Linked DNA regions of Homo sapiens: all the other regions are linked to region 1. Evidence: chromatin loops called from intact Hi-C (ENCODE). Cell type or tissue: heart right ventricle. All regions are shown on one strand. Links, peaks and the distances in the headings refer to the core of each region. The heading gives the core; the rest is flanking DNA.

Region 1 (6,070 bases), core at 1,291-5,290:
TTAGAGGTTTGTTCTTCCTCACGTAAGAGTTCAGGGAAGATGGTAGTCAGTGCTCCATGACGGGGACAGATCTGCCTCCCTCAAAACATTCCAAGTGCCCTGGTTTCTAGAAAGAAAGAAGGAAAAAGGAGAAGCAAATGCAGGGCAATTATCATTAGGAAGATAGCTTGGAGTCTGCACACATCTCTTCTACTTACATCTCACTGGTGAGAACCTAGTCATATGGACAATCTTTGCTACAAAGGACGCTTGGAAATGTAGTCTCTAGCTGGGCACCCATATGACCAAGAGGAAGGGGTGAACAGATTATGGAAGACAGCCTATGATCTCTGTCACAGGTTTGTATTTCCAAAATATATCTAGTCTCTAATTACTTATCACCTCATCACCCCCATCATCACACTACTAGAAGCCCCAATTGTTCACCATTGCAATATCCTCCTAACTGGCGTTTCTGCTTCTGTTCTTGCTTCCCTAAATGTATTCACAACTGCCTGTGATGATGTTAAAACACATCTGACCAAGACATTTTTTCTGCCCTTAGTCCTGCAATAACTTCTCATCTCATTATGAGTAAGAGCTCATGGTCTAGCCTCTGCTACTTCTTGACCTGAACTTCTACTCATACCAGGGGCTGCTTGTTGGTTCCAACATGTCCTGTTATGCTTCTTCCTCCCGGAACTCACAGCCATGCAATCTAACATCCTCTTCTTCCAGCTCTCCCCCAGGCTCACTCCTCAGCTTCAGGTCCTGATTCAAATGGCTCCTTCCTGGCAAGGCCTTGCCTGGACACCCTATTTAAAACTGCAGCTCTTCCATCACTTGAGACTCTAGCTCCTTTGCCTGTTTTATTTTTCTCCTTGGCTCCTTCTGTCATACTGTATATTTTACTTATTTGTCTTGTTTCTTCTCCCCTGCCACCGCCAGTTTACTCCCCAACCCCAGAAGGTTCACTCCAAGATAGCAGATGTTTTTGCCTGTTTTGTTCTTAGCATCTTATATAGCATCTGACCCCATAGTAGTTGCTCAATAAATACATTTAAGGAAATTATAGAGAGAATAAATGTGTCAGTAAACCTCAGCCATCTGATTTTCCATTTAAAGCACAACCTTGGTATAGATATCTGGAAATTAAGGAAACAATCTGATAATAATAATTAATGTGAAGCTATAAGACCAGGAACTATGAATGAGCTATGGAAGAAATCTCAGACTTGAAATTGGAAGATTTAAATTTAATTGCCATTTTGAGACTAACCTATTTATGAAATTTAACGATTAGCTTCCTCTCTTTCGGCCTCAGTTTTCTCAGCTAAGTAAAGCATAAATATGCACTTCAGAGGTATTTGGAAGCTGAAAGATGTGAAAAAGACAATGCCATATCTGAAAGTGGTCGCATATATTTATTCTTAAGTTTACAACATTTATTAAAATAGGAATATCATGGGATTTACTAATTTCAAGAAGTTCATCTGGGTCCTTTGGATAAAACAGTCTTTTTCTGTTTTATGTTTCAGATTCTAACCCTAAGGTTGTGTTGAACCTCAAAGATGCCTTGAATATATTTAGTAAAATAACTACAGTAATAGTAACTAGAAACTTTCTGTATGTAGTTAAGTATTTTCATATAAGTTATTGCATTAAATCTTCATAAAAGCCCTATAAGTACCTACAGAAACATATGATTGTTGCAGGCTTTATTAATTACAATTATAATAAAATGAAATTTAAAAATACTTCAATGTTGGCACTAAGGTACAATTAAAAAAAATTGTTTAAACATAAAATCAGTATTTTTTTCCTGAAATGGGTGGTTACTTACATGGTAACTTTTCTCCATTAATCTATTATTTCCTCAAGTTCAACCAACAAAGAATGTCATAAATTTTAAAAGTAAAAAGCAATTTCTTTCAAAATAATTCCCTCTCTTACACTATGATAAAAGTGCATGGGAAACATTACTAAATCAAAATTAACTGCTCCAGTGTCCTGCCTAAATTAGAAAAAAAAAGAACATGTATTTCTGTGCATGTTAACTACACATAGCCCCATTAATAATTTTTTGTATAGAATTTATAAGCGCAGCGAACTTAGAAAAATTAAGCAAATCATAGAGAAAATGACAGAGTTTGGAAATATCAAGGAACCAGCCCAGATTCTCTGCTAATTTAGTTTCGGGACATGAGAATAGTGCTTTTTTATCTCAGACTTGGCTCAAGCTTGGGGAAAAACATTTCCCCAGGAAATTTTAGCCCAGCTGAAGCAATTGATTTTTACTGCTTGTACCCAGCATCCTCATTTTTCAGCGCTACTCAATGCACAACCACTCAGCCATACACATTCGGATGGTTATTCAGAATTGAATCAACAACTTTGACAGAGTCAATATCTCTGCTGGCCTGTAACAAAATGGCCTTGTTATTCCAGAAGATGGACAAGAACCAGATTAGACATCCCAGTTTCCTAGCTACAGAAATTTAGACAATCAAAAACAGTGTTGGAATATCCAGTGTTTCTTAAGATACCATGGAGGGAGCACATGCTTCAAAAAGGGCATGGTGCAATTCTTCAAGAGGATAAAATGTATCATATTCTAAAAAATACCTTTAAAAATGGACAACTCAAACTTCCTGTTATTTTATGGATGAGTCTGGACACACTCACAAAACCTTTTTCTACAAAATTTTCAGTTTATCGGCCACAGTGGTGGCCATAATAAAATTCTTGACAGTATTACTTTTAACGCAAACAACAGATAACTTCAACTGATTGAAATAAAAATGTAAAAGCTCCCTGGATGTTAAAAGAATAACTGAATGGCTCCTTGCAAATCTTCTACCTAGATAAATTTTGTTCTGAATATGGAAGTTTTAGTATCACCATTACTTTCATTAAGTTTTATAATGGTAGCTAAGATAAGTCTAGCTCAGAAAATGCCAGAGTGTTTTAGGTTTAAAGGGTCACTTCCTTAATAGATTGGGGTTGTGTCAGATCTACTTTAAAATGAGATAGTACATATAAAAATACTTTGAAAAGTTAAAAGCATCACATAAAAGCAGGACCTTTCTTAGATGGAAACCCTGTTTTGGAAGCACTTAACTATAATTGCAAATGCTGATAAATGAAAAAATAGGTCACCAAAAATGCTTTCATAGGCGTTTTCTTCCCCAGTGCAAGTGCATTCACTGATGAGAAGAATCTATGCCATGCGGTAACACAGCAAGACCATTTAAATACCTATCATGTAATAAGTAATCAAATCCGAGGGCTCCCTTGGGCTTTTAGCTCCAGGATGAATTTTTCCCCACCCTTTTTGGCCCTGTGTAAATGTAATTTTGTTTTAATAATGTTTTTAAATTATGGTTGTCTAATAAACATAATTTTAAAAATTGTCCTTCAAAAAGGACTCACTTTTCAAGACTACTTTGTAAACCAGTAAGCTTCTCCTGACTTGTTCTCCTCGAAGGGTCTGGATGGTTTCATTTACTTCTTCACTTTTATAGGAAAAACAATGTAAAAAATTTTTATTATCGATAGAGCATTAAGAAACAACTTCATGCAAAACAATTAGTCTGGCCTTAGGTTGTGCCCTGTAAAGCTGTTAGATAGCTCTATCTCCCTCTACTGGCAAAGTCAGCATCCCAGATTCTGAGTTCCTTGACCCAAAGAATGTCACCCCCAGAAACAAACAAGAAAACAAACGAGAGCTGCTTCCACAATTAGCCCTAAGCCAGACAAGACTGGGAATTTTCTTCCCATCTTACAAAGAAAAAGGATTACCATGAATAAGCAGTGTTCAGAGGAAAAATGGGAACTATTTTCCTTAAACATTAAAAAAAGTACCAAGAAGATTCTTGGAGGTTAAAATGCAAGTGCACAATGATCCGTGTGCAGAGAATGTGACTTTTTTTCCAGGATAAATAAAAAAGAACTAAACAATTTGTAGAATGCAGTCACATCAAATCTGATGGTGGAGAATGTGTGTACATTTTTTAAAAAATCAAATACCTTACCTTCTTGATAAATGGCTCATAAGGGCACTACTACCAGGAGTCGCTGAAGGCAGAACCCGAGCTTAGGTATTTTAAGTGGCATTACATGTTCTCTTCAAGTTCATAGGGTTAAACAGGTAAGTGGTTTCACATGTGGTTCCTTCCTAAAAAATGAGGACAATAATGATGAGCTAGCCACTTTTTTAGAGGTGGAAAAAAACTAGTTAGAATCCACGCTCTCTGGAGACAGAGTTCTGCAGTAAGTGGAACCTTCTGACGATGGAGCCTGGAGCCAGCAGCTGGGTTCTGTCACCCTGACTGGGGCGGCCCTGTTAGTGTAGCGTGACCCCTGGCGCATTCGCACAGATAATACCGGCACCTCTTTTCACTCTAATCTCCTACCCGTCTGAGCAATTCAGCAGGAGATAGGGGCATTAAGGCCGTATTATTCCAAACAACATTTAGCTGAATGGTAGCTGAAGATTGTGACAGCAAAAGACAAATTCTCCTGGTCAAATACTTTCCTTCCCAGAAAACCTTCCTGTTTCAGTACTTTTGAGACACAAAAATGTCATTAAAATGGAACCAAAGCGGGAATCCCACACCATCCTTAGCTGAACCTAGGAAAACTTTGAAATTCCAAACAGAATTTCTTGGAGTTTCTCATGCTACAATGGCCTGTGATAAATAACACCAAATAGCCAGATAAAGAAGGAATCATTTATTCATGTATTTGCATATTTTGTTGACATTATGCCATATCTCCAGATATGGCTGTTGTTCACAAGTGAGCAGAGTTCCAGGGAGAGATGTACAGATAGCCTGTTTTTGTAATATGTATCTAAATACTTGGTGGCATGTAGCCAATCTTCCTGGAAGGAGATGGTGTTATAAGCCCATAACCTAGGTCAGAACTCTAAATGCCAATGGCAGAGTGTTGCTTTTTATGTTGGTGATACAACATCGTCTGCATTTAGATAGCTGATAATGTGTTTTCTCAAAGCTGAAGGGGCAAAAGTAAAAACTTTCTTAAATGTTTACAGATAATTTTAGTGCTATAACTGTAGGCTAACATTACTTTGTTTTTCAAAGTGGGAATCTAAGTAAATTAATATTTAATATATATTCAGGAAATTAACAGCACTCTTCCTGGTTGCTTTTTCTATTTCTGTTGTTTTTCCTTTCAAAATATACAACAACAGGATTTTGCTGTGATGTTCTAATAATTTAATTTGGGTTTTAAAATTCTAGCAATGGGACTTATGGGAAAAAATAAACTATCTCTCCGGTAATCTGCAATGCCTGGTGCTCTGAAATAAGATCAGACAGTGATCAGAGATGATTCTTTCCTGTGACAGGGCACTGTGTTTTGGCAAAAGCTGATTATTCTCTTAGTTTTGTCTGTGCAGAACATGAGGTTGCTTATGTGCGAAAAGTTGCTGGGTTGCTACAGCCAAGACGTCTCACACTTTGAGGTCCACAATGGTTATTAATTAAGAATAATAAAAATAATGTTTAAAATCTCCTTCTGGAAAAATATGCGTATTTCATACTTAACAGGAAGTGAATACAGCAATGAAGAGCTGTTTTACATATCTTTTAAACAATAATGAAAGACTTGTTTAATAATAAAGATTGGAATTCCTACTTTGAATAGCATATTATATAGCACTATAATTCATACTTCATCTGAGAAAAATATATTTCCTGCGTGTCAGCCAAAATAGGTTCATTTGATGTTGTTCTGTTGATCAAAGGAAGTAGGCTCACTTTGTGGGCATGTACGAACATCATGTCATGGTTAAAACATAGCCAAATAGGGTTGTGGGAAGAGCTAGATTAAAAAATAGGCAAATGAAGCAATCTGTCCAGGTCACTGAGCTACATAAATCACTAGAATAAATAATAAATATGATGCCAGGAAACTAGGTTTTCTGCAGAACACTTTGTACATAACTGATAAACTGTAACTTGGTCCCTCTCATAATGAAAATAAAAAACATTTCTTGCCTTTGTCCACAACAGTCTATTTCTTGATGAGTATTTAATTTTGGCTGTGATTCGCAAGACAGCGTAGA
Region 2 (6,070 bases), core at 950-4,949, 550 kb before region 1:
TTCCTTTTCTCTCAGTATCTGTCTTTGTGGATAACTCTTTCTACCCACTTTCTACCCATTCGCCGGTATCTGCTGAATGCTGGCCTCAGCCCATGTGTCTACATGACCTTCCAGCCCAGCTCCCCAGAGTTTACCGTGTGCCACACTCTAGGTTTCGGTTCTGTCAGGTGCCTCCTCCTGTCTGAGGCAGGCATGGAGGGAGTGGAAACTAGTCATAGTCCTAAAATGTATAGAAAGGGAGAGAGTAGAGTTTCTTTTTACCTTCTTGAGTAGAAATACAGCCACTCTTTGCTCTGCAGGATAATTTTCAAGCTACCCTATATGTTTAAGGCAGCTGGGCATCTCAGAGTGCTGTGTGATTTATTTGTACAGATTCACGTAACACTACCCTGTTCTCTTAGATTTGGTTGAAGCTGGTGGTCTTTGTTATAGCTTGTGGTTCATGATTTATCTGAGGATTACATGAGGAATTTTTTCTCTAATGGTGTGGTAAAGGGCAGAGGAGGATCTCCCTTTTACAGATATCAGAAAGCATGAAAAAAATAGAATTGGATTTAATGCTTTGCAGATATTCTGTTTTTCTTCCCAATTATTTGATTTCACCTATATACATATTCTTTTCTCTTTTTCCTAGCTTTAGAAGCAAACCAACAAAAGCAGTTTGGACTTTAGTAACTTTTTTTTACAGCAGCATTTAGAACAGTTTGCATGTTCTGAGGAATATTATATGTGTGTTGGGGGGAAAGGAATTCACACTGAATAAATTTTAGAAATAATTAAACAAAATAAAGCAAGTTCCTTTACTGCAAGACTTCTCTGATCCTTTAATATACTAATAGACTTTGTGATACTCCAAATTGTAAAGATAGTTCTCCCAAACTTATTTGACCTTCCAAAAAACATAGTCATGAAAACAGAAGCTTTTAAGCTTGTTGTGTTTACCAATGCAAGTTCTGCTGCTCTTCTGACCCAAGAGATTGTCTGATCCTGTGCTGGATTAATCTCAGTGACATAGCCCGCCCTGTACACTCTGCTGTGTGATGCAGGGGCCAAGACTCTGAAAAGTGCATTTCGCTCTGGTCTGTGAGCTTCCTCTTAGGATGCCCTATAGGGACTCTGGACTGCAGGAGGAGGGATGGGGATTTCCCTTCTTTCTGTTTGCTTGCTGTTTCTAGGTGTCACCCTATCAGTGGCCTTTCTCTGGGCAGCACTAGTCATCTTCTGTCTTCAGCTTCTTTCCTTGCTCTTAGAACCTCACTGCAATCTGTCTGAAGGAGCAGTGGACTCCAGCTAGTGCCTCTGTCGGAGGTCAGAGCCCCAGATCCAGGAAACCTGTCCTACAAGCTCCTGATGTATCAGGAATGACTTGGCAGTGGCCCCACCTCAAGACATGGGTCCCTACTCTATGAGGCTCTCATCTAACTTACAGTTCTGGAAACTCCAACCTCTTCCCTAAGAGTGGTAGTTGCTTCTTACTTATCTCTGTTATCTTAGTGCCTCTTTGCTTTTTAGCCTTTCAACATCTGTAATAAACTTCCCATATCAAATTCCCTCTGTTAAAATACCTAGTGTGGTGTCCATTTTCTCGACCGGACCTCGATGGAAAAGAATGCAGTCCTCCAAGGGAGTGGCTCTGAGATGGGGCCAGGGTGGGAAGGTGGGTAGAGGAGACAGTGGAGGAGAAGCCTTGAATTCTTTCCTTGAATCTAAAGCAGTGTTTTTCAAATGTTAGAAATTTAAGGAACTCAGAGGAATTTCATTTCAAAAATTTTACAATATCCCTTGAGATAATAGGATATGATCTGGGGGGTGGTAAAAAGTAGAATTATTAATTTCTTTTTGATTTAAGGTGTTATGTTATTGCACAAGTTTAGTAAAAAGGGAACTAAAGGAATCCTTTCTCAGGCCTCTATTTGCCACAACTGTAAACCACATATTTGAAGAAAGGGGAAGGAGATCGTGTGACTTGGTAAAGTATTGGAATCAGGAGTGAAGTGCAAGCAATACGTTCTAAATGGAATTTCCAAAGATACATTTTAAAATATTTGGTTTAATAAATAACTAAATTGCCGGGCGTGGTGGCTCACGCCTGTAATCCTAGCACTTTGGGAGGCCTAGGCGGGTGGATTATCTGAGGTCAGGAGTTCGATACCATCCTGGCCAACATGATGAAACCCTGTATCTACTAAAAATACAAACAATTAGCCGGGTGTCGTGGTGACGCCTGTAATTCCAGCTACTTGGGGGGCTGAGGCAGGAGAATTGCTCGAACCTGGGAGGCGGAGGTTGCAGTGAGCCAAGATCGTGCCACGGCACTCTAGCCTGGGCAACAGAGTGAGACTCCGTCTCTAAATAAATAAATAAATATAAAAAATAACTAAATTAAGTCTCAGGTTCGTAAATATTAGTGATCATTAGGATCATCTGGGGAGCACTAAAACTCCACATTGCTGAGTTTGATCCCAGGCCCAGGGGTTCAGGCTGGGGTCTTAGTTGAGATGCTAGGATTGGGATCCTAGGAATTGATATTTTTTGAAAAACCACCTTATGCGATCAAAGAAATCCAATGATTAACAGATTTAGGATTCACTATTATATAGAATAAAAATCTTTTAATTATAAATGCATATATATCTATGTGTGTGTGTGTGTGTGTGTGTGTGTGTGTGTGTGTTTAAAGAACTTAGATTCAACTTCCCCTCCACCACCACTTAAAGTATGAGGAGCTAGGAGCAATACAGTGTTGACAGTCCCTATCCTGGCAGGGGGCAGTTGGGAAAACACTGGATTAGAAAAGATGAAAGACAATGGAGCTTCCCTAGGAGACTGATTTTTGAAGGGCTTTTGATCATCCTCCACCCAGTGTCAAAGCCAGTCATGAATCCTCAGAACCAAGGAGGTCCTGGCAAGTTCTGTTGTGGTTACCCGTCGGACATCCCTGTCTGGTCACCGGGGCTCCGAGGGGTGCCCTGCTCTCAGGATGCTGGGATATGAGTGTCTAAAGTGGGCCTTTCACTCATCAGTGATTTTCCCAGGCTGTTACCTGTGTGTGAGTCTGAGATACAGTGACCAGGCAGGTGACTTCAAAACTGTCCACAGAGACTGCCAGGGGCTTGTCAGGTGAATGGAAAATGAAATAAATATAAGAACATCGCCAAGGTAGGCAGCAAGAAAGAGTAGAATTTAAACTTAGTCAGAGTCCATTTTTTTTGCTTTGTGACTTTGAAATGAAATACAGAGCAAAGGAGAGTCTTGAGGTTTTTTAAACACTCTTGTGAAAGGGGAAAAGGGTGTTTCCCTGGCACTGCTGGTGCAGACCTGTCTTGTCGCCATGCCTCTCAAAATTAAGAAAATCAAGGACTTTCTGCTCACAGACAAAAGGATGCCAAATAACTCAGGATCAAGAAATATAAGAATAATGTGAATTTACAAGTTCAGTGCAACAGATACCTTTATAACTTGGTCATCACAAAGAGAAGGCAGAGAAACTGAAGCAGCCCCTGCCCCCAGTTTTGGCAGTGAAACAGCTGGAATACACTGGCACAATGATTTAACTATATTAAAATTCTTTTTAACTCAAACAACAAAATTAATTATTTCAATTAAAAGGATGAAAAAAACTCCTCGTTTTCTAATTGATTCAGTCAGCCAATCGCCTGGTGGAGTCTGGTTTGGGTTATATCATTGGGTTAGTTCGTGTTACTTAGTGTTCTGGATTTGATCAGGAAATCCACCAGGCGTGTGGCTTTTCAGTAGTGGAATCTTGTTGGCAGGAAAAGTCCTCAGCACACTGGGTGATTCAAGTGCACTTTCATAATTTGCTCTTGCTTTACCCTCTTTGTTATGTCCACATTCCACACGAATCCATCACTTCTCTCTGAGTTATGTGCTGCTCAGGACTGATGCTCTTACCACCCACCCAGTCAGAGCAGCCTCTGCTTCTCAAACTCGCAGAACCTGTTGTTCTGTCCCTCTCTTACCTAGTGCTGTCACTGTAGCCTTTTACCTCCAGCCGGGGGCAGGGAAATGACTCCCCAGAGAGCCATTTCTCATGGTCATAAATGTTCTATTTTACTAAGTTCCATCAACATTCACCAAACACTGAAGCAAAACAATCGTTCTCTATGGGTTCTTTTTTTTTGGTATAAACATATATACTGCCCATTAAAGTGCATAAGCTATTTGTGTATGTGGGATGGGTAAATTGGAAGCCATGTCAGCATCTGTACACAAATCATTTGTGTGTGTTGTAGGGTACGTTTACCTGTTTTTCAGTAAGGGAGTAAGACACCTTCATGCCTGGCTGAACCACCAACTTCGCAGGCTTCGTGTAGACACTACAACTGTTTATGTGTTTGGATTTTCACTAATTACTCCTCTCCAGTTTTTTCCCCTGGTGTCCCAGGTGTGTTGATTTTAATTGCTTCACTCATTTAAGCATCTCCCCAGACTGTAATAGATTAGTTAGCCGTCCAAGCCTGCTGCTGGCTTTCCCCTCTCCCCTTCTCATTTGCTTCCATACCCAAAATAACCAGAAACATTCATTGCTCAGTAATGAGGCTGCAATTCTTCTCTGCGGAATCCAGGAAGACATAAAAGGCAGTCTCTATGTTAACATCAACTCCTGCTTTCCTCGTCTTTGTTCTATTATACGCTCTCTGCTGACTAACTTTAGAGAAGAAGCAAATGTTACCCCACCTTACCAGAGCATGAAGTTGTGTTACTGAGCAATCTTAGGGCAATTTACTATGTAAGACACTCAAAACAAACCAAAATAGACACATACACACACACACACGCACAGAGTAGGTCAAAACAAAACAGTGTGGGCATCCTTTCTAATTTTTCAAACCTCACCTGCTGAATAGCATATTTAATAAAGCACATACCACTTATTTGATCTGGCAGTACTTAACGCAATAACTTACACACAAAGAAAGGCCCAAACATTTAGCCACAGGATGTCATCAAATAAGGGAAGAAGGTTTGTAATAATGGTTTGTAATTAATGTTTAGGTTTTAAGAGATGCCTTAAGAAAAACAAAAGGTCTTATTAACTCATTTGCCCTCCTAAATAACTCTATTTTTCAATTGACTGAGCAAACACCCAATTAGAGTGGTAATTTATTAGGGTCATACATTAGCTGAAAAGAAAACAGAAAAAAAGAAAAGCTGTATCAGAAGCTAGAATTACCAAAGGCTGATCTTGTTTGAGTTCATATATGGTATCTTTTAAGCAGGCTGATGACAATCTTTCCTTTATATATTAAAGATAAACAATTTAGACATAGTCCCCGCCTGGCTACCTTAATCTTAATTGCAGGAAAAGACAGTATAGAAACACGGATTTAAAAACAGCAGCAACAATAAAATGAAAAAACATAGGCAGTGCCAAGATGCACAAAGAGAGAACGGTTTCAAATATCACACTGAACTTAGCTTTCCTTCAGTTGATCCATAAGGCCTGCTATACCACATCATTCCAAGAAACACCAAGACTTTGTAGCTTTGCTATGGACACTATCAGAAAGGTCAGTTGGTTTGATCAAAATTGTGGTTGTGTAGCTTCAGCCATTCTCATAGCAAAAATTGGTAACCTAAGGTTGACAACTAAGTTTTTTATTTTTTAATTAATTAATTTATTTATTTTGGAGACAGGGTCTCACGCGTGTTGCACAGGCTGGAGTGCAGTGGCATGATCTGGGCTCACTGCAGTATTGACTTTCTGGGCTCAGGTGATTCTCCTACTTCAGCTTCCAGAGTAACTGGGACTACAGGCCTCTGCTACCATGCCCAGCTAATTTTTTTTTTTGTATTTTTTTGTAGAGATGGGCTTTCTCCATGTTGCTCAGGCTGGTCTCGAAATCCCGGGCTCAAGCTATCTGCCCACCTCAGCCTCCCAAATTGCTGGGATAACAGGCGTAAGCCACTCTGTCTGACCAACTAAGCTTTTTATAAGGGAGCCTGCAGTTTCAACTAAATCTCAATTAAAATTGCTGTCATCTGTTATATTTATATTATTTTAAATTTTAAACTTTGATTGGAAATGAGATTTTTTGATAAAATAATG
Region 3 (6,070 bases), core at 828-4,827, 240 kb before region 1:
TGCAGATGTTATGATTATATATCTTGAAAACAAAAAAAAACTGTGAAAAACTACAAATAGGAGAATTTAATAAAATAGCAAGATATGTAACTAACATAAAATCAATAGTTTTTGTGGGAAATCAATAGTCTTACTATTTGTATATAATGGAGAAGCAGACTCCATACATGATAACAAATAAAATAGAATAAAAGGAAAAAAGCAAAATAAAATTCCTAGGCATAAAACTAATACAAATGTTTAAAACCTATATGAGGAAAACTATAGACATGCCTGAAAGACATAAATATGTCCTTAAATAGAAAGATATAAAATTAGTCACGGCAAGCTGACTCAGCCTCAGAAACATGTTAATTCTTCCTAAATTAGTTATTCATTTAATTCAATTCCAATAAAAATAGCAGAAGTTTTTCCCCTCTGGAGCTACACAAATTGGTTATAAAGTTCATATGGAAGAATAAACACGCAATACCAATCAGGAAATTTTGTAAGAAGAGAAGCAATGTATTTCTTTTTCTAAAATATATTAAAAAGCCTCTATAATTAAAAGGTTGTGGTATGGGCACATGAGTAGACAGAAAGACCAATGGAACCACACAGAAAATCTGGTAAAGCAGCTAACATACAATATTGATAAAGATAACCTCTGATAATAGAGGGAAAGTATGTTCTTAATCAGTAAATGGCTTTGGAACACCTGGATAACCATATGAAAAAAAGATAAAATTACATCCATTTATCACACCATATGGTAGATATCCAAATGGATCAGAGATCTAAATGCATGAAATATTTCAGGAGCAATAAGGAAAAAAGTGATAAATTTGACACAGAGTAATATTCTGAACACATAAAATGCTTCAAAGAATTGAGAAAAAAGGCAAAACCTTAGAGAAAATGGGGAAAAAATACAGATAGTTCTCAGAAAAAGAAATAAAAATGACCCTCACACATAGAAAAATATACTGAATATATGAGAAATGCAAATTAAAACTACACTGAGATAACACTTCTCACCCACCTGACTGGCAGAGATCCCAAAATTTGTAAACTATACTCTGTTGTAGAGGTTTTGATGAAATAAGTATGCAAAGTGGTATCAGCTTCAATGGGTTTGGGGGTGGGAGGATTTAGCATTATTGAGCAAAACTGCATATACATTTACCCTTCAATCCTGCAACATGAATTCTAGGAATCTGTTCCAAAAATGCAAAGTGACATATGGTCAAGACTGTTCCTCATAGAATTACTTATAATACTAAAAGATGAAATAGCTTAAATATCGATAAGAGACTGGTTCAATAAACTAGAGAACATTGACACATGGAACACAGGCCCTTTTTTGCTTAACAAAGGTGTCTGAAATGCTTGTTATTTTCATTATATTAAAAGGAGTCATTAGAATGGTTATCTATCAACCTAAAGCCTCAACCAATTTCCTAAAACACAGTGAATAACATATATGTAATAAATGATCATGTAAAGATGTAAAATGCCTAAAAAATCCACCTCTTAATAACCAATTACTGTGGTTGTTAACAGTCACCTTATATGGCGACTTCCGGGGAAAGTGCCTTTTCTTACCTTCAGCAGCAGCCTTCCTGAAGCATATGCCCTTTTGAAAGTCCATGTAGGCTTTGCCATTTTGACAACTGTGTATGGAGACTCAAGACTTTATCTGACATCATTTTGTTTAAAAAGTTGTATTGAGGTTTGAGGACACGAATATGTATTCTACCTGTATTAACTGGCCAAAAAATAAAGTTGTATTGGAGAGGTGTCTGTGGGTTTGAATGCTAAAACTTACAGTTTGGGATACTAAAAATCGAAAGGTAGAAAATATTAATGGGGGATGTTCTGCAGGGCATATGGTATGATTCATCATAGAATAGAATCAGAGAGATTTCTGCATGCTCCTTTTGAATGACATTCAGAATTCATCTTTAATGGAAAAAAGTAAGGTACAGAACAGAGTGTAGAAGCGTGTAGAGTGAGCTACTTTTTGTGTAACAGAGGGTCAAGGAGTGATAAAAGTGTATAGCATTTTCTTACGTTTTCAAAAGAATTAGCATGAGGTTACCTATAAGGCAGGGATGACTTTGGAGCTATGTAATGTTTTACATAACTGTTTTACATAACTGACAATCAAAATGAAAATCAAATTAAATCAAAAGACAAAAGAATCTAAAGTCATACAGAAGGGGTGCCGTAAGGTTGGAGACTCTTCTGAGGAGCGGGCACTGCCTGGCAGGGACTGCACCTCTGAAGGTACAACGAAGCTGGTTTTGGGGCTCTTGCAAAATGGGCTGGAGACTGGAATCACGTTCCAGGGTGAAGGGTGGTTACTGAGGCAAGAAAGGGGAGACCGCCTGCAAATGAGAACAAGTCCTTTCTCCCTCCTTCTGCCGTTCAGTCTCTCTAGCGCCCCCTCTTGGCAGATCCTAAAGAAAGCTGATTGCAATGCGGAAACTGGAGCTGCAAGGCCCCAAAAGCAGGAAGAAAGGGTTTGGGGCTGGGGGGCAATAGCTTAGTAACTAACATGATTGGTAAAATTGAAGGCCAAGAGTTTACTTGTGACAGGGAGAATTTACAAGGAGGCTCTAGGAACCAAATGACACTGTAACACAAGGTTTTTCAGTACCATTGAAGGCTGACACAGGCAAAATGACTTTCAAATGAGATAATGCAAGTGAAATGGCCTCAGATTTATAAAGTACCATGCAAGTAGGAAAATAATAGTTTTAATGTTGATGCTTTAACTTCACTTTTAACTATGATGGGGATATTTGATAAAAGAAAATTTGTGAAGCCAAAGATAATCATGAGATAAATTATGAAAAGATGTTTATTAGTTTTAGAAACAGAAATAATAGTTTGCCTTACTTTCTCTAATTGAGGCAATTTTATTTTAATTTGGAGGTTTTCAAAAGGACACACACTTTTATTAGTTTTTCTGTCATAACTTGCAGAGTTTTGTGGATCTTTGCAAAAACTTGAGTTAAATTTTCTTTAATGATGTGTCTATATATTATACATTGGCTACATAAAAGCACTGAATTACTGTGCTATATCATTACATTACTGATTATATTAATGTGTGTCTCTGTAGTGTAATAATTTTTGCATTTATTCATTCATTAAAGATAATCATAACTAATACAATTACAATTTCATTTTAAAGTCATTATTCATAGTCATCAATTTAGAGATAAGAATGAAATTATGTTGATAAGTTCATAAACTGATGGCTGGAGGCCAATCAGATTGCTTCGTGTTCCCAAATTATTTTATAATTATGTTACTTATGGTTAACATGTGGATGTGAAACAAAGATTCTGGAATTCAAGTCATGCTAAAAGAGCTGTGAGTCACTGTTCATTTTTAAATCTCTCACATAGTTAAAGAAAAGGTGTGTAGAAACTATTTCATAAGTTTAATTAACATGATTATAGATATTGCATACACTTGTAAATAGAGAAAAGCAATCTGCAAAAAGAACAAAATAATTCTGATACTTTATAAAAATAGCATAACTAAATTTAGCAAAAAGTAAGGGATCATTGATAAGCTAGAATATTAGAATAGGATTTTCAGAAACGGTCATTTGTTTGGGGAACGAAAATAATTGTAACCAGGCCAGATGACATATTTATAGGTTTCCAGGGGAAACAGAAACTTACCTCAAATAAAAAGTTGCAAGTGGTCAATGTAATTAAAAAAGAAAAGTAGTGAAATTATCCAAGAACAAGGTGGGGCTTGGTGTAGGAAAATAGCCTTTAATTCACACATAAGAGTAACATACAAAGGGAATACACCATTTTTAATTGAAAACTGAAATCAACTGAAAGCATTTTAGTTGAAAACACATCAAGTATCTGTATCATTATTATTCCATCTGCAGAATGTAGTTGTAACTCACAATGTTTTCAACTATTTTTTTCAGTAAATATTTACTATCTATCTGTCTGTCTGTCTGTCTGTCTGTCTGTCTGTCTGTCTATCTATCTATCTATCTATAGAGACAAGGTCTTGCCATGTTGCCCAGGTTGGTCTCGAACTCCTGGGCTCAAGAGATCCTCCTGTCTTGGCCTCCCAAAGCGCTGGGATTACAGGTGTGAATCACTGTGCTGGGCCTTGAGTATGTATTTAATGTGTAAGACTCTGTGGTAGGCACCAACAGCAGAGGCAAAGGTTAGCAAGGAATTGTCAAGGAGTTTATAATCTGACAATGTGGATAAAAGAAATATACACACATTTTGAAAGTAAAATATAAAGTGTCAAGTGCTATAAAAACAATACAAACACAACATTTTGGAAGATCGTTGGAAAAAAAGAGCATATTCAATCGGAAAGATCAGGAAAAGCTTCATGAAGGAGAGAACATGGGAGAATAAGCATTTTCACAGGATGGGTAATAGAGATAAATAAAAATAGTACAAGTGACATTTGTTTTGTGCTAGGCACCGTCTTAAGAATTTATGCATATGATGTCATTTAATCCTCAAAACAACCACAGAACATAGTACTCATATTATCACTATTCCACAAATGAGGCTTAGAGAGGTTAATTTTCCCCAGTTCTCACAGTTAGTGGCAAATCCATAATTTAGAACCATATCTGCCTAACTCCAGAGCCTAAACCTTGCTTACTGTATTATACTCCTTTGTAAAGAAGAATCGTTTACGAAAGCGAAAACTGAAAATCCTACATCTATAGTTTATTTATTTGCTTATTCATTATTATTTTTATTATTTTTAACTCTTTTAGAGATAGAGTCTCACTATGTTGCCCACGCTCACTTCAAATTTCTGAGCTCAAGCAGTCCTGCTGCCTCAGTCTCCTGAGTAGCTGGGACTACATGGGTGCACCAACATACATCTCTATATTATAACAGTTATATTTAACGTGACACTTATATTTTGGTAAAATGGTGATTTAAAAGTTAATATTGGTAGGAATATGATAAAAATGTATATTCTCTCATTCAGTTGTAAAGCAAATACAAAATTGCACATGCGTTTGTTATAGCAGAATCAGCATATAGTAGATTCTCAGTAAATGTTGAATAAATGAATAAATAAGGTAGAAAATCTGTATGCATATGGACAGAGATTGGGAGACTGATATGTGAAAATGATTAGTTGCAATAGGATTGTGGGACTTTGAGGCCTAGCTAGTCCTCTTTCAGTTATCTTTAATTTTGTATATGGTCGGATCATCCGGCTTTGAGTAGAAACCAGTTGTTTATTTCCTTTTCATTAACAAAGGACTAATGAGTTCAACCTAAAAGGACAGATGAATCAGCCTGTGATATCAATAATCAATAGAGAATTCTTCTGCAGAATATTCACTAACATGCACAGTTTTTGAATAGTTAAAAAAATTTTATTTTTTCAGTAATGAAGAATATGAATCAGAGAAAATGATGCATATATATCATAACTTCGGCATGCACGAATGAGACCAGATGAGGCAACAATAGTTTACATTTTGACTTATTTCTTTAATTTCAAAAAATTGAAGTCTTATTAATCATTTGCTAGTTCTATGCAATGGTACATTCTTCAAATCATACCTAATGATAATAACAGGAGAAATGATAAATGAAAATGGTCAAAGCATTCAATAACATGTTGCTGTTATAGTAAGATTTTGAAATAGAATGTAGCATGTTATGGGATTTTGCCTTTAACTAGACTAAAATATACTTTATTGATTCAGGTAGAAGGAACTATTAAATATTATATACAAATTACTTTATACTTATTTCATTAGGAAACAACATTAATATACATATATGTGCACATACACATATGTTTACCAGTGAAGTTGATTAACTTTTAGTTCTGGAGCACCGTTTTTCTTTTCACTAAAAAAGTGGTTTCTGGTGGCAACATTAACCACATTTGTATGTGTTGGGTCGACCTGTTTATTGATTCACCAAGAAGCTGTCAAGATTTTTTTTTTAAGCAGCATCTCGCTCTGTTCCCCAGGCTGGAGTGCAGTGGCTCCAATCATGACTTATTGCAGCCTCAACCTCTCAGGCTCAAGTGATCCTCTCACTTCAGC
Region 4 (6,070 bases), core at 818-4,817, 170 kb after region 1:
TTTATAGATATATGATAAGCAAATGAGTAATGAAAATATATTAATATATTAATTATATTAATTAAATATATTATTTAAAATATATATTTCATACATAAATTAAATATAGTACAATATTTATATGTACTACAATTATATATCTACATATAATAATTATGTTATGCATATTACATTGCATATATTTTATATGTAAATGACATATATTTATTCTTTTTAACCATATAGCTTAAACTTTTCTATTTCAACAAAGAAAGCAAAATACGTATTTTATTTCTAGGATTCCATTCAGAAGACATGTGATACACCTCGAAACTGAATTTTTATTTGTTTATTAAAAGCCTGACACATGGATTTTGATATTTTTTATGTCCCTACCCTGTGCTAATGTGATAAATATAATTTCCTTTTTCAAACTACTCATATCTTAAATGCTCTTTTACTACATGTTTGGCCTCAAATTCCTTTTTGAATAAGGTGGAGTACTATAAACAAACAATATTTAATGGCTGTTTTGCTGAATAAAAATATAACAGTTAACAGCTTTCTTCATTAACATGCTCGCCCAGGAGCTGGTTTAACTTTCCATAGCAAGACGTGGTCATCAAAATTCCTATTCCATATTTCCAAATGCTTTTTCTGTCATATTATTTACTGGAATTTAGATTATTATAAGCATACGTTCTATGAGGAAATTTTTTAAACTGATAACACCATAAAAACTACATCACCTGGGAGACTGAAGCTCTGGTTTAGATGAGAAAATTCTTTTCAGATCCACAGTTTCGATTTGCAGCAGGGATGACTCAGCCTCCGATAGCACACTGTGTATCCAATGCCTAGTGATTCAGCTTGGGACAGTTGGGATTATAGAAGAAGGAACAGATTTTCTTATAAAAACAAGTGGTTTTTTTCCTTCTTCATGCCTTACAATCTGTTCAAGAAACAAATATCATTCTTATCTTACCCTTAAGACAAAATTTTTGTCAGCCACAAAAAATCAAGTAAATATTAACCTTAGAATATCTGGAGTACAGTTCATCTAGAGAAAATGATAGATTCATTCTGGACAAGTAGGAAATAAAAGAATAGTAATACATATTTTCTATTGTGTACTTCCAGAGATAAAGTTGATTGATTTTTTTCCCAATTTTTTATTTTGAAAGATGTGAAGAATTATATAATGAACACCAACATATCTTAGGGTCATCCTTTTTTTAACAACTTGCTTCATTTGCTTTTTTCTTTCTTCATCTCTATGTATATTTTTTGTGCTTATTCACTTGAAAGTTAGTTGCAGTCAACATAACATTTTAGCCCCAAATACTTTAGCATATATCACCTTAAGAACAAGAATATTCTCCTATAAAACCATAATATAACATACCCAAGAAACATATTATCTAGTAGACAGTTGTTCCTCAATGCTTTATTGTTTCTGATCCAGGATCCAATAAAAAATTACACAGTGAATTTGGTTGTCTCTTTCGACTCCTTTAATCTGGAATGAGTTTTTAATTTGATACAGTGAAAATGCTTATTTTCAAAATTACTCAGTCTCTAGAGTATCATCAATTAATACTGTCAGCAAATAATCAGGAAGACAATCTTAGAAACCTGGCCAGATACCAAACTTAAAAAAAAAATCTATAATCATTTCACTGGAAAAAAAATTCCTTCCCAATTCAACCCATGTAAACCTCGGCCAGGTAAAGAACAAGAGAAGCAAACTTGAAAGTAACCAGGGGCTTAAACCATACAAACCCCATACATCAAGTTCAGCAGTTTGAATTGAATTGGTGGTCAGCCTACTTTGTGTAGTACAACAAGGTAAATGTGCTGGCAATACAGTAGAGCCAGCCGACAAAATAAATGTTCATTTTGACTGATACTTCACTATTCAAATACTCTGCCCTTCTTTCCCCCTGAAACCCTCAATGCCATTTTATATAAAAATTTAAACATATTCTGACAGTGGTTTTATGGATAATACTAATGAATACTATCATATTAAATTTCTGTTCGTTCTCTGAATACTTCTCTTCCTCCCAGTTTACATTATTTTGGGAAAAGCACATCTTTAATCTTTATTGGCAATAAGCTCGCCTCTTGTTATTCACTTTAGGAGAAAATCCTTATTAGAAATGCAGTGCTAAAAAGGTACCTAAGTCATCAATATTATGGTATTTCATGAATTGAATTTGATGTATCATACACAGATGCTTGCATTAAAGCATACAACTTATTTTGGTTCAATAAAATGTTAATACATTGTTTAGCATTTATAAACAAACGTACCATCTTCAGTGCTAAATACGCAAATGACAAATGTAACAAACATGATGAACTTATTTTCCAAATCCTGCATCATAGGCACATGAAATACTTTGGTTCACCTGAAACATAATCTTTCATCATAAGAAAGGGAATATTATGATGAGAGAGGAGTGATAGAAATGTGGCTGTTTTCCTGTTTTTGATTTTTATGTGAAACTTAAAAGTCAATAAGAGAGAGTGGATTTCAAATGCAAGGTAATGGACAAAGGCAGCAAAGGGGGGTTTCTATTGCCACCTAGTGTCTAACTTTATAAGGGACTTATTTTTGAACATGACAGCAGTCACACAATGTGAAACAGACTCTGAAACGGGAAAGGTAATTACGGCACTTTCCAGCCAAAGAATTTCAGTCTTTTTTTCTTATGGTCAACCTCCTGTCACTGTATAACTGGTCTATATATATAAAAATACCAAAAATTTCACATATTAAAGAGTGATATTTATGAAGATGGTGATTTGTGTATATATCATGATATATACATGTACATTTGAAATTAATTCCATTATTATTTTGGATCAGTATAACTATTTAGAAAGTATAATTCCTGATGAAACAAGAAATAGTTATCTGTCACACTTACTCCATTGATATTTACTTAAAATATTACTACGAAATTTTTTCACTTTTTTTTTTACTTTATGTAAAGCAATCTATTTAGTTTGGCTAACACATTTTATGTCCTCAAGGCTTTTGCCACCTTATAATTAGACTCTAATTTTAGAAATTGAATTGGTTATTGTGTCACTGTATAAACTACTTAATCTCCCTCCCCGCAAAAATGTCCAGCAGTTCACTGAAATAAGAAATCAATGGAGCAGATTTAACTAGCTTCAACTGTGCAATGAAAATATGCTAGTGAAAAGTTACTGGAGATATGCCCCAACATAACTGTAATCTAATGATCCAAATCAATACATATTTGAATAGTCAGTTATTTTTCATCCTTTTCATGTTGTGAGCATAATGCAGTCATGTAGATTATGCTGTCTGAGGAGTGGTTTAGATTGTTTTATTGGTCTGCAACATGATTGCCAAAGTACAACTCCTTTCTTTTATAAATAGATATCTGCGGTTGGCGTAGAGATGTCATCTTCTCCTATAACAGCCTGATAAAGATCAGGTTTTAGTATTTAAGGTTTTGTTTTAAAGTCAAGTTGAAGTTTTTAGGCATTAATTTTATCTGGCATGAGGCGAGCTGGAGTGGTGTATGCAAGTGATAACCACTCTTTCTTTGAAAATAAACTGCACAGTTTGACTTTGGCAGGGTTTCAACGGTGGAAGACTTATCTGCTTGTAAAGTTCTCCCTCACGTACGTGCTTACTCCATTTATTTTTTTACTTAGTGTAATGAGGTCTGTGGAATGGAAAAAAATAGCAACAGGAGAGTTGGAGACTATTTTATAGAGCGAAATACATATGTGTATGAATAATGTTAACTCTGTGAATGAGTAAATTCTCTTTAGTTTTTTCAATCAATCATGCAAAGCGAGAATCAGAGCCTTTAAAAATACAAAAGATGGTATTTATTTTCTTGAGACTAACTTGCAATCATATAAGCCACATATTTTATCATTTTGTATCTTTACATGGAGTGCCTATTCTTGAGGGTGTATTCACAAACTCATATTTGAGTCATTGCTTCTTTGGCCATGTACGTCCATATTGCAAAGGCACTGATTAAAATATGACAATAAAATGGACTAGGTGACTTTTTAATAAGTGCATGTAAATAGTAGCAGAAAAATGAAAAAAAAAGTGTTACTGAAAGATGAAACTGAAGAAAATTTGACCCATGCTAATTCTTCACTCAAAAAGGGGAAAAGAAAATATCTACAAATATGTTCTTAAAGGCAGGAATAAAACATTGCAGCTAGGATTTCCTGGTAATAATTAAGCTTCATAATTATACCTAAAAATTGTATCATCTCAGTTCTATTTAGTAACAAAGCAATTCTTTTCCAAGTTTTTTTCATCAAGCACCCCACCACACACAGATCCCTGCAGTCACTAACTCACCAACATCACCCATATGTCCCCAGTCTCCCAAACCATATAGAAAGCTATTTTCCTTTCATCACCTCTCTCAAAGTCAGCAGTTTTAGGCTTGAAAATCCATACAAGGGACAAGCTCTGTCTTAGTTAGAGTTCTTAAATTACCCTAGACTTGGGAGGCTTAAACAAGAGAAATTCATTTTCTCACAGTTCTGGAGGCTGGAAGTCTGAGACCAGGTTACCAGCATGACTGGGTTGTGGTGAGGGCCCTCATGCAGGTTGTGGATGGTCATATTTCTTGCTGTATCTTCACAGGGTAGAAAGAGAGTGAGAGAGCTCTCGGGTCTCTTTTATAAAGGCACTACCATTCATGACGGATCCACTCTCATGACCTAATGACCTCCCAAAGTCCCCACCTCCTAATACCAGCACATTGGGAGTTAGGATTTCAACACTCGAATTGGGGGCAGGGGGCACTAATGTTAAGTTCATTGCAGGCTGCTGGACAGAGACTTTCCAGGCAAAATAGACCACGATTAGGGACACAAGTGACCATGGAAGGCTGCACGCTTCTTTATGACTGTGGCTATTCTAGTCAGAGAAGGGGACAGAGACTTAAAGAGTATTTGGAACCAGGTGAAAAGGTTCATGCCCAAATTTTATGGTGTCCAGCCATGTGTCATGATAGCAACAAAATTCTCGATATTTCTATGAGCAATATCAGTCGGTCTCTTTTCCACATTGTTAGGAGATCCCAACGGGCCACAGCTATGGAAAAGCAGGGAGAAGGGAGGTCCAGCAATGGTAATTCATGTTTGTTTCCCTTAATTAGGTGGTGGCTTTATATCCCAGTGTCCTGTATTTTAAGGGACATATGTTGGGACTTAATTAATACTGAGGAGGAAAACAATTTTTCAAATCCTTTGTGTACAAAGAGAAATCAAGCAACTTTGGCAAGCTTCAGTAACTATTTCTGGAGACCAGAGTATTAGCAAGTTTATAAAATATTGTGTGCCAGTAGGTTCAAAAGTATTATTAAAATTCTCTGAATTATTGAATTTTGACAAATTCCATGTGTGAAAATATATCAAAAGGTACATATAAGGAAGGTCTCATGTCCTAAAGTTGGAGAAACCGGACAAATGAAAACTTTATAAAAGCAGAAATAATGCAGGATTAAATGCCAATTCACTAAAACAGACCATCTACACTGACAGAGTTCAGAAGGAGGAGAAACGGTGGCGGGAATAGCAGTATGGATGGAAAGGAGTCAGCATCCAGGCTGACCTTGAAGAGACATTGGGACATACACCAGTGGGTGTCAGTAGGAAAGTCAGGACAGGCAGGGGAGCAGCAGGCACAGAGGATGGGGTTCAGAGATGGCCTTGATTCCAGAACTGACCAACTACACCCACCTGTTCCAAAAATAAACACCTAGTGTGTTCTTTCTGTCTGAGAGACACTGTGGGAAGAGGTGTGAGGGAAGAAAATGTTTGAGAAGGAGAATTCATGCTTATGGCTCTCTTCAAAGCACCAGACCCCATGCTAATCACTTTACCCTTGAGTTCCTACTCCAGAAGTCTGTAGTGAAACAAACACAAAGCATACCAATAACTACAGCACTGGGTAAAGGAGGAGAGTTGCTGTATGAGAGTCATAATGTTAGAAAACTCCAAGCACAGAGATGCTCCTCAAGCTAGGAGAAATAAGGAAAACTCAACAGAGGAGGAGGCACGATTGTCA
Region 5 (6,070 bases), core at 724-4,723, 230 kb before region 1:
CATGGTTTTGGAGAGCGTGGAGGTAGACTCTGCATGAGCTCCAGAGTCTGGCAACCTGAGGAGCTTAAGATAATTCAAGAGCAAGCGTGGTGGGTGCGAGATGATTTGGGGGTCACCAGGGTGTAAGTTGTAAAGAGCATGGCAGTTAACGGCTAACAGGAACACTGAAGTGATGGATTGAAGGGGAGGGCCAAGAGCAGAACTCTGGGAGGATATGAGCATCTATATTTAGCTCCTATGTCCAGTGGGCAGCACGAAAGTTACTTTTAGTTATCTCTTGCTTAATTATTATGCTGAAGTACATCAGCCTCTTCCCTGAGAAAGAAGGATTTTAGGAGTACAGTAAAATTAGATGGAGGCCAGGAAGAGTTAAAGTGTACCCTTGCTGTCTTTCTCTCCTTCCCTCCCTCCAATCCAGAGAAATCCCCCAAATCTGAGAGGTGGGGAGAGGAAGTCAGAGTTTCCCTGGATGGGATGCCCAACAGGAGATGACTGGGGGCTGGGTAACAGGGAGGGATTTCATAAGGATTTCACTTATATCCTGAAGGTGGGGGGGTTTGTAGTCAATATCAGAAATGATTCCAATTGTGCAAAGTTGGGGTGTATATCTAATGCTTCCCCCTTAATACTAAAAGGGAAGGGGACGTAAACCAACTATCAGACAAGATTCCTATCAGCCTGGCCATCATATGCTTGGAGTCTGGAGTTACTAAATCAAACACAGCAGATCTTTGGGTCTAGCTGAGCCTTCCAACCCACACAGATCCCATGGGTATGGGTATTTGGGCTTAGCTCCTATTTTACTGGATTTCGACTCCTCAACAGGTTTGGGACCTCTCAGCTCCACGCAGTGGCCTCTGATGTGCCCTGTGAGGAGACCTAGTCACTTTGGACCCTCTGTCTCTTCATTTTTATCTTTACTAAATAGCTTTAGTTTTCTTAAATCTTTTTGTTCCCTGACCTACCCCTTTTGGATCCTATGACTTCTGCTTGGCTTCAGGTTTTTGTTTAGGCCAATAGAGTCTATTTGGTGTCACTACTAGAAGAGACAGGGTGAGGCAGGTGACCAGCCATCTCAGTGTGCCCAGGACTGAAGGGTTCCTGGGATGTGAGATTTTCAGTTTTAAAACTGGGAAAGTCCCAGAAAAACCAGGACTCACTGGTCACCCTAAAAGGAGAAGAAAGAGGAAATGCAGTATTCCAAACGCCGCATGGAATATTTACACAAAAAACAACCTTTTTACACTAAAAAGATTAACCTTCTCTTAGCATATTTCCTATGACCTTAAAGAAACTCCGTTTCTTTGTTTGCCTTGAAAAACATACATCTTAAAACCCTGTAATAAATCCCTTTCTGCTTAAACTAGCTAGAGCAGATTTTCTTCTCTGCAACTGAACTCTACCTGACTCAGTACCATATGTTATATTTACACTGAAGAGATTTCTCTAATGAGCTAAAAATCATTTTGAGAGAACTTGTGTCTGGGAGTTCTGTGGACTTTTTTTCTGACCACCAATTTTCCTCCTTTCTTTTGGTAGCCATATCCTTTGAAGAAGCACCCCATCCCTTGTCTCAGTCTGGGTAAGGCTGATGCCACACTCAGGCCTGGACGACAAAGGACCTTCTCTTTCTGGGCACAGCGATGATTCACAAATTGGCATGTGACACAACAGGGGCGGATGAGGATTATCTTTTGGGAATTTTACTTGAGCTGCTGGGAAAGCTGTTTATTTGTTTTTGTTATGTATCACTGTTGTAGGGACAATTTAAATGAGGACTTGCCAGTGAACACCAAGCTTGCTTGAGAATGAAACTAGCCAAGAAGAAAGCCGGGTTGCAAGGGAGAGAAAGAGACTGCAGGCTTAGCACCTTTTTGGAACTAGATCTGGTCATGCCTGAAGTGGCTTTGTAGTTACAGGAGTCAATAATACTCTCTATTTTGCTTCAATGAAATTGAATGCCATTTCTGTCACTAGACAACCAAAGAGTACTGAATAATTCAACATAATAAAATAAAATGCATATTTATAAACGGATAAATTTGGGACATTATTATCATAAAACCAATTGCTTGTTTAAATACTTAGTTTGCACTTAATGTGCCATTCCACTTTAAACATTCGATTGGCATATACGCTTTCAGAAACACCCATAGTAGTTAAAATAAGGGAAATTTGGTAGAACCCCTTCTCTTAGCTTGGCACTATTGCTTATTTTGCATGATGCCTGGAACAAGTTACTTAACCTCTTCTGCCTCATCTGATAAATGTACACGATAATAGTAATTACCATATAGATATTGGGTATAGAAGGCTCATGCTGCTAGAACAGTGGTTTGCACATAATGAGCATTAGCTCTTAGTAACGAATTGTTGTTAATTCGTTAACTTTTCGATCACATTTAAAGTTATTTTAACGTAATAGTTTTTGGCCGGTTTAGATAAAAACATGTAGCATCACAAATATGTAAGTAAATATATTGAGCCCTTAAGTATAACGAATGTTAGAAGCAGTTATGTAAATAAGCACATATGAGAGAAAGGCTCAAAAGTTATAATATACAAAAGACGAAACATTATTTTTATATGCTGTCCAGGTTATGATTCATTTTTGCTCATTAAAAATTTATTATATTGTTTTTCCATAAGGAAAATTAATATGACTATATTAATATATTTGCAAATAGTTATTGTAATCACTTATGTGTTAGTAATTTATTATATAAATAAAATTATTATATTATATAATATATAAATAAATTACTAATACATAACTGATGATAACACAGAAGTATGTTTCAGAGAGTTGATTTTTTAAAAAACTCCATATTAGACTAAATATTGTCACTTAATAAGAATACACAATCTCACAAACAGCAAAATACTTCACTGCCTTTGCTTTTTAAAAGGAAACAAAAGATTAGAATTGGGTCATATATCCAATGTGAAATGTAGAGTATTTCAATTAAGATTCAAGTTGACTTTTTAAAGTGTTGTTCAAGTCAAATGCTACCCTGTGTCAATTGCTTCCAGCTGCTGAATGAGTTTGTAAAGTTATAGGGCATTATAACAACATTGACTGCAACACTTCTTAATTTCACTTTTAGAACATAGGAGATAAATCACATTGTGTGTAAAAGTGTATCAAAATAATAAGCAATAAATAAAGAATAACAACGATAAATAATAAGTAATCCCCTCTCTGGTCTTGGAGAAATATGTGTGAAACAAAGGCTGAAACATGTATGTAAAGTTTTAAAGGTGAATCACCAATTGCTTTCAGTGTTAGTTTATCTTACATCTTTCCATTCTTCAGTAGAAAATTTTGCATTTATTTAAGTAAGTGTTTTTGCTTTTTTTCTTAATTTTACTATAGGTCATTTTCTTGGGAAAATAACGGTGACATTGTTGCATATGAAAACCAAGAAACATTGTGAAAGATTTAATTCATGCTATGGCCATTTCAGCAGAATCTCACTGAATTTTATGTATATGAAATGATTTTTAAAAAATAGTAGAACCTTTCCATGGCCAAGCACTACCTACATTGCCCCACTCTGTAAACTCTTTATGTCAAAATGAAAACTAAATGATATTTTGAAACAAGTGTGCACATATAAAAATTTCTTCTAGAATCCAGTGGTCTCAGAATGGATTGAAGAGAAAAAGGTTCACTGCTGACCAGGGGCTTATTTCCCATTTTTCATTTCTGTTTGTAATTCCTGTCATCTTTGTTTCTTGTGCTTTTGCTAAAAAGGGCGACTCATATTTATTGGACCTGGGTTTCAATAAACAGTATGCATTATGGTGAACCAAAGAGTGATTTATTGATAATTTGTCACTTATATTTATGAAATTGTAGACCCCAGAGCTCCAGAGCAGGTAAATCATATTCCACAGCCTCAATGTGTTGGTCCCCGTCCGCCCGCACCCCCACTCCACTCCATAAGCCAACCGCTGGCTCCATTTACTGCCAAAAGCTCACATCATGTAAGCTGACAGCCCCATACTTCTCAGGTCCTGGTCATCATGCACTTACAAATACAAGAAAAATAGAACAACTGTTGGAGACTTACTTGTTTTTTCAATGTGTTTTCAATTTATTTCTCAAGTCCAGAAATAATAAATTAATAAAACATAATTAGATGTAAAATTACAAGTTAATGAGGCTAGAGAAGGAGCAAGAATGTAAAAGGAACAGTAGATTGTGAGATTTTTTTTTTAGTTTGTTTATTATGATACAGCTGTATAGAACTTTCACACAGTTTCCAGATGCAGACAGCTGTTAGTCCGTTGCTATTAAGGAAACAAAGGTTCAGAGTTCATTTTGATCCACTTGTTCTAGACTAGTGGTGTTTAACATGGCACTTCACTCAGTCATATACAAGACTGTCAAGATGGGCATCATGTCTTCACTTGCCTTTTGCTGCTCACTTATCTCTTCTGGCAACCTCTCCAACAGCAAGCTGCCCCACTCTTCCTAACATGTTTATCTCCCATGGTGATGTCAGCAGAACTCAGCAAATCTAATATTCATGCTCAAACAGATTTGTTGGTGCTCTTTGTTTATAAGAATCAGCCCTGTATCACTCTTGCAGCTGCTTCCTCTAGATAATGCATACAGGGCTTTGTGTTTTGCATTCTCTTTAGACAGGACTTGGGCGACGAACAAAGCACCTACCTATATCTGACTACAACCTATTTTTTTTTTTTTTTTTTTTTTTACAAAAATCTAATTCCGATTTTTTTTTCCACGGATGTGACTATAACCTTGTCTTTTTCCGCTTGGCCACTTCTTTTGGACATAAAATATTTACAGCAATGAAACAATGCATATGTTTTCTTTTCTGGAGGAATAATCAAGAGAAATAAGATTTTAAAAATATAATTTAGGCAGAAGATATTTCTTAAATGTAATGCTCTAGGGCTAAAGAATGAAACTCATAAAAAATGTATGTATGTTCCACATGGAAGTCTACAAAAATCATGTCGTATGTACTATTTTATAATATCCCAAGTTTTTGTAGTAATTAACTATTGCTTTTCAAGTTTCAGTTACTTTTAATGATTTAGGGACAAATATATAATGCAGATATGGGAAACAGACATCATTAGCTGTGGTTGCAGGTCTCTTTTACACAATTCCTGGTACAAATCTTTATCTCTTTAATGGAAAAACACATGCTGATTTAAAAATCTGCAACTACTTGAGTCAAGATAGTTGGAAGCTTACTAACTGGTGGATGTGGGACTTGTTTTGCATGATGACTTTAAGGTAGTCGACTTCCACACTTTCTCATTTATATATGAGCCTGTACATGTAAAAATGGTTTCTAAATAAGTCTCAACTGTATTTATTTTAAAGCACTATGGTGTTGTAGCACCTTTAGGAGCCATTTTGATTAAGAACTAAATTATACATATCTTTATACAACTTTCTAATTTTAAATAATGAAACACCACACATTTGTGTTACATCACTGGATTGTTGATCTTTACACCTTTTGGGGAACACAGTACTAAATGTCAACCTATAACAAAGTGCCAATTCTGCACCCAAAAGCGTTATATAGTAGGTGCTCACTTAACGTAATTGATAAGTTATTTGAAAGTGAGATTTTAAGTGAAACAACATATTAATGAAATCAATCTTCCCCTAGGCTAATTGATATAAACAAGAGTTAACATCCTATGTCATATTTCTGGTCACAAAATCATTACCAAGCTTCTAAATAAAGACCAGAATAGTTCTAATATTAAACAGTGAAATAAATGTGATAAATACATTTAAGAAAGATTAATCGAAACCATTAAGATAACTATTTAGTGACTTAGGGGTCCAGGTAGCCAGAGCCCATCCTGACTCAGGGTGGCAGGCGGGAATCTACCCTGGCCAAGCCACCCCCCCATTGCAGGGTGCCTCACACTCACCCTCACTCACCCACACCGGGACCATGGAGATGGGCCACTTCATCTCACATGCAAAACTGTGAGTTGTGGGAGGAAACTGGAGTACCTGGAGAAAACCCACACAGACGTGAGGAGAATGTGCCAACTCCACGCAGTGTCC

What was found. A loop is a pair of places that touch in the nucleus more often than their neighbours do. Peaks named below come from ENCODE experiments on the same cell type or tissue, not always from the same donor. Only the 100,000 strongest peaks of a DNase experiment are listed, where the experiment ranks them.
Region 2: a loop joins it to region 1, with 4 times the contacts of the local background. A loop is called at or near these places in 7 of 110 quality-filtered maps.
Region 3: it touches region 1 in a loop (5-fold over the local background); 20 of 110 quality-filtered maps call a loop at or near these places.
Region 4: it touches region 1 in a loop (4-fold over the local background); 14 of 110 quality-filtered maps call a loop at or near these places.
Region 5: a loop joins it to region 1, with 2.3 times the contacts of the local background. A loop is called at or near these places in 16 of 110 quality-filtered maps.

Annotation. Positions count from the first base shown.
Region 1 is chr4:173,986,694-173,992,763 of GRCh38, forward strand. It overlaps LOC105377543 (a long non-coding RNA gene), which reads right to left and starts at 4,273. Exons shown (of 4, transcript NR_188468.1): 1 at 4,014-4,273. In heart right ventricle, for the core only: CTCF peaks have their summits at 3,617 (motif pointing left) and 4,357; a DNase peak (open chromatin) is centred at 4,328; H3K4me3 peaks cover 669 bases; H3K27ac peaks cover 1,394 bases.
Region 2 is chr4:173,432,482-173,438,551 of GRCh38, forward strand. It overlaps a transcript of SCRG1 not described here and the pseudogene LOC124900814. Among named protein-coding and RNA genes, the nearest start is that of SCRG1, 36 kb to the left of the region's middle. RefSeq lists an enhancer at 2,572-3,074. In heart right ventricle, for the core only: no CTCF peak of the experiment used is centred there; no DNase peak of the experiment used is centred there.
Region 3 is chr4:173,750,376-173,756,445 of GRCh38, forward strand. No RefSeq gene overlaps it. Among named protein-coding and RNA genes, the nearest start is that of LINC02269, 140 kb to the right of the region's middle. In heart right ventricle, for the core only: a CTCF peak has its summit at 2,464 (motif pointing left); no DNase peak of the experiment used is centred there.
Region 4 is chr4:174,153,859-174,159,928 of GRCh38, forward strand. All of the region lies in intron 1 of LINC02268 (long intergenic non-protein coding RNA 2268), which reads right to left. Among named protein-coding and RNA genes, the nearest start is that of LINC02268, 64 kb to the right of the region's middle. In heart right ventricle, for the core only: a CTCF peak has its summit at 2,562 (motif pointing left); no DNase peak of the experiment used is centred there; H3K4me3 peaks cover 397 bases; H3K27ac peaks cover 1,331 bases.
Region 5 is chr4:173,761,943-173,768,012 of GRCh38, forward strand. No RefSeq gene overlaps it. Among named protein-coding and RNA genes, the nearest start is that of LINC02269, 130 kb to the right of the region's middle. In heart right ventricle, for the core only: no CTCF peak of the experiment used is centred there; no DNase peak of the experiment used is centred there.